Regions from separate parts of the Homo sapiens genome. Here region 2 is linked to region 1. A link is a contact called in ENCODE Hi-C data. All regions are on one chromosome and are shown on one strand. Each heading gives the region's core, a stretch centred on a gene start or an enhancer-like site at or near the end of the contact. The rest is flanking DNA. Distances are from core to core; before and after follow the strand shown.

The links. Hi-C counts contacts between places; a loop is a spot of excess contacts on that map. Pooled maps may share reads with other maps.
Region 2: a map of CD4-positive, alpha-beta memory T cell shows a loop between it and region 1 (6-fold over the local background). The contact joins the promoter of LINC02545 here to the promoter of CYP2R1 in region 1. A Hi-C loop is called at or near these places in 2 of 168 maps with a recorded cell type or tissue (CD4-positive, alpha-beta memory T cell and naive thymus-derived CD4-positive, alpha-beta T cell) and 6 of 50 pooled maps.

Annotation. Positions count from the first base shown.
Region 1 is chr11:14,890,198-14,893,673 of GRCh38, forward strand. It overlaps CYP2R1 (cytochrome P450 family 2 subfamily R member 1), which reads right to left and starts at 2,034. Exons shown (of 5, transcript NM_024514.5): 1 at 1,784-2,034. The coding sequence starts at 2,008. It also overlaps a transcript of PDE3B not described here. RefSeq lists a silencer at 1,542-1,781.
Region 2 is chr11:13,868,855-13,872,367 of GRCh38, forward strand. LINC02545 (long intergenic non-protein coding RNA 2545) reads right to left here and starts at 1,762. Exons shown (of 4, transcript NR_149109.1): 1 at 1,694-1,762; 2 at 485-536.

The DNA.
Region 1 (3,476 bases), core at 784-3,283:
CTGTTGTTATTCTCACTACCGAGAAAAAAAAAAGACTCAGAATAGAGGTCAAGTTTTGTCTGGCAGAAGACCTGACCTCTAGTCTTATGCTTTCACATTTTATTTCTCTAGAATATTATGATGCTGTGTACCAAGATACCAAAGAGATGAAATATATTACATGAAAATCATGGGAATAAACTCAATTCTGGGAGAATTGCAGGTTGGAAAATAAGATCTAAGAATTATACATACCTTTATTATCTCGTCCAGCTTCCCTTTAACAACGTAAACTATTCGTGAACCATGAAAGGAACGTAAACCATTAGTGACTTTCTATTCTAGAAACCTAGACCAATTCTTTTTTTTTTTTTTTTTTTTTTTTTTTGAGACGGAGTCTGGCTCTGTTGCCCAGGCTGGAGTGCAGTGGCGCGATCTCGGCTCACTGAAAGCTCCGCCTCCCGGGTTCACGCCATTCTCCTGCCTCAGCCTCCCGAATAGCTGGGACTACAGGTGCCCGCCACCACGCCCGGCTAATTTTTTGTATTCTTTTAGTAGAGATGGGGTTTCACCGTGTTAGCCACGACGGTCTCGATCTCCTGATTTCGTGATCCGCCCGCCTCGGCCTCCTAAAGTGCTGGGATTATAGGCGTGAGCCACCGCGCCCGGGCACCTAGACCAATCCTTGTAAAAATTGGTTTAAGTAAGGATTTAAGGTCAAACCTGAAATACCACAGTTGCCAAACATCCCTGTACTTTTCCTTCAAAACACTGACCACAGCCTGTGGCCGATAATGAGATTAGTTTTCTCTCTCCCACTCATCTGCCAACTCCTTAAAAGGCTGTATCTGCCTTCTTCACCGCTAGCGTCAGGCCTGTAGTTGCATATAAATAAGTGTAATTCAAAACAAAACAGGTGAGCTCTGTCCCAGGACCCGTGGAAACTCCTGCCCCCTCCGGACGTCGGGACACCCACACACAAGCGGTGGTCGCCTTTTCCGCTGCCAGTCACAGGGCATTTCCGTGCTGCTTTCCCCTCCGCAGAATGAGGAGGAGCGAAGTACCGACCTCACCGGCTGGTTATGAGTTTTAAATGAGTCACCAAGTTGGCAGTGACAGTGGCACACAGAAGGCGCCTTTTAAGTATCTGCTAAGGTGCCGTTCCCAGCCAGTCAGAACGGCATTACCATCTGCGCTGTAGGACCCCCGCAGCGGATTTTAGTCATCAATTCATTCACGCGTTCACAATCGTTTCCCAGGGCCCGCTTCTCAGTCAGGGGCGTTCCCCTGCATTCTCCATTCTCACAGCAAACGCCTACACCAGTCGTTCGTCGACTGCAGACACCGAAGAACCTGCTATTAACCATCTAGAACTCAGAACGCCTTGATTTTCCGACAAGCCGCGTGCAGCTTCCACAGAGCTGCGAGGCCGACTCGCAAGACGCCCGCACCTGAGGGCATGCGTCCACCCTGGACCTGAAGTGGCGGCGCGGCTGGCGAGCCAAACGGCGCAGGCGCAGGAGCAAGAGCTCGAGCGGTAGCGGGAAAATCAGGACTGGATCGCCTCGGAGCCTCGGCCCGGAGTGGGTCACCGGCAGGGGCGGGGCTCCCCCTGCAAGGGGGCACGGCGTCGAGGACTTCTCCCTTCCAGACCCGGGAAGCGGGTGTCCCTCAAAGGGCAGCCGGCACACGGAGAGGTCCCGACTAGTCGGCCCAGGGGCGGCCATAAGTCCAACCAGGAAGGCCCTGGCCAGCCCGGGCCAGCCTGGCGGCCCTCCCTGCCCGGGGCCCGTCGGGGCTGTACCTCTCCGTACACCTGGCTCTGCTTTCTCATGTAGACATGGGGAAGCTCGGATGAGGCTGCCAGGGAATAGATGTTGCCGATAAATGGCAGCCCCGGCGGCCCCGGGGGGAAGCCCATCGGCCGCCTCTGCTTCAGCAGCTGGCGGACCCCTAGCGCGAAGAGCAGCAGGAAGAGCGCGCCGCCGAGCGCCGCCGCGCCCTCTTCAGCTCTCCAAAGCTTCCACATCGGCCCGAGCTGGAGGTGCGAACTCCACAGCAGCCCTGAGACCCAGGCACTCCCTCCAGCCCTGCCATACTCCCATTGGCAGGATACCCTCAGGTCCCGCCCTAGCTCCGTGGCCATTGGCTGACTGAGTGAGCGCTCAGGCCCCTTCGGGACAACTACCTTCTAGTTTTGCGCGGCTGAGAGTGGACTTTGCGGAGCGGGTGGCCGGTGCTACCCTTTGGAGGTGGCGCGGCTCTAGGCGGAGCAATGAGCCAGGAGTCCGTTTTCTAGAATGTTGACACAAGGGCATTGACGAGGTGTCAGGACGGCCTCACTCACTGGGCTAGGCGGATCCTGCCTCTCTGGGGCCAGACCTTTCTTAAAGTGTCTTTTTAAGTACCAGGTCTGCTTATTTCATTTCACACTAGGAAAACTGGAGAGATGATCAACACTGCAGTCTTTAGCTGAACCTGATACTTTTCAGAATTTCCAGTAGAAAATTGACCCATCAGTAGTAAAAGAAAGTAATTTTACTGTTTTGTCCTGTTTTACTATTTTTCTCCTGTTAATGTATTTTTGTGTGTGATCTTTTAATAATTGTGATGATTGAGCAGTTTATGTGATTAACTCAGTTTACCTATATTTGACCCCTCTCTGGTCTTTCCAAACTGATTACTTATTGGCAATCACGGGACTCTTGTCTGCACTTGTTCACGGAGAGTATTTACTATTCAAGATTTCTGCCTCCACTGCCTGGAATTAAGCAACTGATTTCATATTATTCTTGCTAATTGTTTTTATTCCTGTTTTCTATTGGGCAGTTCCTTGCAATACAGGACTTACTGGGTTTGGGACTCTTCTAACAGCTGCCCTCTAATTGTGATTTAGCAGTGGCATGAGTTTTATGGTCCTCATTAGCTTACGACTCATTCACACAACAAATATTTATTGAATGTCTACTATGTTCCCATGTCCTAAGCAATGGAGATACATAGGTGAATAAGAGCAACAAAGTCCTTTCTATAACTTACATTCTTATGAGAGGGAAGAGCAATGACATGGAAATACAATAATTTTCAATAATCAGAAGCAAACAAAAAGTGCGTTATAGAAAACGCCTGGTGGTTGGGGAGATACTTTAGCAGGCAAGGGCTGTCAAGGAAAGTCTTATTAGGAAGATGACATTGGAGCTGAGATCAACTGCTAAAGAAGTGTATTTGTTTCCTACTACTGTTGTAATAAATTACCACCAATCTGATGGCTTAAAACCACACAAATTTATTTTCTTACAATTCTTGAGGTGAGAAGTCCAAAATGAGTCTTCCAGGGCTGACAGAGAGGTGTTAGTGGGGCTTCATTCTTTCTAGAGACTGTAGGAGAGATTCTATTTCCTTGTCTTTTTCAGCTTCTAGAGGCTGCCCACATTCCTTGGCTTTCGTCCCCATTCCTTCCTCTTCAAGGCCATTAATGTCAGTTTGAATCCTTCCAA
Region 2 (3,513 bases), core at 512-3,011, 1.0 Mb before region 1:
CAACCTTCCAAAGCACTGGGATTACAGGAGTGAGCCAACACACCTAAGAGGATCTTTTCTACCTAAATTTATGCTAGTCAACAGTATAAGCAGTAACAAACTTTAAACCAAATAGAATGAAAAAAAACCACAAAAACTCCAGAGCTTAGGTAAGGAAATTCTTATCTAAGTGGGTTGGCTTAGCTAGCATGAATTCTGCCTAAAATCCCAACACTTCCCACATTTCCACCTCAAGTATTGCAGCCTGTGCCCTCAGGGTAACAGATCATCAAAGCTGTGTTTTTGCTCTTCACTTTCTCTTCTCTGTGTGTATTGACTCATCTTTTACCACTTCCACAACCCCACTACTCAGCCCTGATGCTCTAATATATCAAAGCCAAGTTTATAATCAAAGAATCATACAACTACCATTGACATCATGACCCACGTTAGTATCTGTTTTTCAGGAAGTGTTGAGATCAAAGAAGTAGATATGTTTGGTCACCTCCCAGCTCAGAAAAATCTCCAAATTCACGGAAGCCCTGCAGTAAAAAAGCCTGTTTAAGTTAATTTAATGCCTACATGACCAGATTTATTTTGACAGAATACACCCTCTTCCACACCCACCCAGCATTTGTTGTTTTTTTTCTAGTTAAGGGACACTAGCCTTCTTTGGAACACAATTTGGAAAATGTGAACGTCCCCTGTCTGGTACATGGCTCTATCTCTTCTACATTCTTGGTTTTCTAAGAAAAGCTGCCCAGGATCTCTTACCCTACTGTACTCCCCTAAATTTTCTATTTTAGGAAATACAGTGTTATAACAAAAACAGTCAGAATATGGACTGTGATGATCTTTGCCAAATACAGAGTCATCTCATTAAACCTCAGAGGTAGTGCCTCAGTAGGGCCTGAGAATGTGGCACTATAAAATTTTCACTTAACATTAAAACACCCAAAAAATATCTGGGGTAAGAGCAGATGTCTTTTTGTTTTGTGCAATAGCTTATATGGAAACCTACTTATAGGTGGGCCATTGTTTGCAATATTTTATTTAAATAAATTTGTTGTTTGGGACACTACCTTTTAATATACTCTCTTTCATAAACTAAGTTTGGTCTTCTGGAAATGCTGTATAATATTGAGAATAATTTACATCCAGGAAAAATGTCTTGTTTGAAGAACCTCGAGTGACTTCTCATTTCAAAATATATCAAGTTGTTTATTCTTAAAGGCTCAAAGGAATCTGACCATGTGTATTAGTCCATTTTCATACTGCTATGAAGAAATACCCAGGACTAGGCAATTTATAAAGAAAAAGGGGTTTAATGGACTCACAGTTCCATATGGCTGGAGAGGCCTCACAATCATGGCAGAAGGTGAATGAGGAACAAAGTGACATCTTACATGGTGGCAGGCAAGAGAGCATGTACAGAGGAACTGCCCTTTATAAAACCATCAGATCTTGTGAGACTTATTCACTATCATGGTAACAGCAGGGAAAAACTTGCCCCCATGATTCAATTACCTCCCACAAGGTCCCTCCTGCAACATTTGGTGATTATGGGAGCTACCGTTCAAGATGAAATTTGGGTGGGGACACAGCCAAACCATATCACCCTGGCTCTATTCAGAGCCTACAGAGGAGGTCCAAACTTTAAATATTCATTTATGCAGTCTGTTATTTAGTTGGTAAATACTTATGGGACACCTACTTTGTGCCAGACTCTGTTCCAGATGTTGGAGATAACATGGCAAACAAAGAAAGAAAAAGGCCCATGACCTCTTGGATCTTACACTCTGCTGGAAAGAAACAGGGCTTACATAAGTGAGAGCATGTCAGAGCATAATAAATGCTATGAAGGAAAGAAAGTGGGGTAAAGGGAAAGAGGGTGACTTACGGAGGCACGAGAAGAAGGGCCTCTCTGGAGAGGTGACATTTGAATGAATTGAAGGAGCCAGCCATGGGAGAGAAAAAGATCACAGACAGAAGGAGAAGCTAATGACAAAGCCCTGAGGTGGGAGCAAGCTCGGGATTTTCCAGGTTTAGAAAGAATGCTGTGTACTTCTATGTGGCATGGGGGACGAGAGCCTGGGGACAGAGTTAGACAGGAGGTCAGGGACCAGACCATGTGAGGTCTTGAAGGCCAGAGTAAGGAGCTGCAGTTTATTCCAGGGACAATGGGAAGCCATTGGAGAGTTGTATCAGGGGAGTGATATTATCTGATTTATAGATCACCAGTCTACACCAGCACTGAAATGACTTTTGGCAGCATTTTATTTTGAGACTTGACACTACCTATTCCCACCCATATCCCCGTCAACCTTGGCTGAACCTCCAAGCTCAAGTGCCTGCATCACCATCCTCTTCTGGGCCCTTGTCTCCTCATATTCCATTCTTTTTTTTCAAAATGTTTCCACCCTGCCTCCTAGAACCCCACATTCTAGAGTAACTGCCCCCCTTTCTTCTCGACATCTTCACTATCTACTGTTTTCATCTTCTTGTGTTAACTAGAAGCTTGTCCTCCCTTTTGGGTGCCTCCTGGCTTTGTTCCTCCTTTGAGTTACCTATTTGTTCTCCTAAGGGCATGAGGTGGAAGGTGGACACTCTCCCTCCTCCACCCAGCTGCTTCCGTGCACTTCTGCCTCCCTCTTGCCCTCTGTGATGATGCTCCATTTTTGTTTACAGCACATCCCTTGGATAGTTCCTTCCAAGTCATCTCTGCTGGTTCATTTTCCTTTGCCTGCCCCTTATATTTTGGGATGGTAGAACGCTTTCCTGGACTCCCTTTCCTTCTTACTTTACACACCTTTCCTTGGTTATCAATTCCTCCCCCAGTCCCATGAATTCAATCTTCATCTATAACCCGAAGGTGTTGGAATCCATATTTCCAGTTCAGACTTCTTTCTCAAGTTGCAGACTCTTTTTGTTTGTGTGTTTTTGGAGATGGAGTCTCACTGTGTTTCCCAGGCTGGAATGCAGTGGCCTGTTCTTGGCTCACTGCAAACTTCACCTCCGGGTTCAAGTAATTCTTGTGCCTCAGCCTCCCCCAAGAAGCTGAGATTACAGGCATGTGCCACCATGCCGAGCTAATTTTTGTATTTTTAGTAGAGGTAGGGTTTTGCCATATTGGCCAAGCTGGTCTTGAACTTCTGGCCTCAAGAAATCTGCCTGCCTCACCCTCCCAAAGTGCTCGGATTACAGGCATGAGCCACTGTGCCCATCCAATGTTACATACATTTATAGGTAGTATATCACAAGCTCCTTGGAAGAGGGACAATATTCTGCTCTTACTTGTAGCACTCATAGCATGCATTGGGCTTCATATATAGTATGCACTTAGTAAATATTTGTTGGGAAAAATGGATGGAGAAAACATATGTCACCTGCTACCTAACCTTGTTGTCATCCACTGATCTCTGTTTCTCCTCATCATTCACTGAGGGCTTAAGCTCTCCACACCACTCCTGACATTAGCAATAATTCTGTTAATATCAACATCTGTGGAGAAGATGCAGCCAACAACTGACCTCA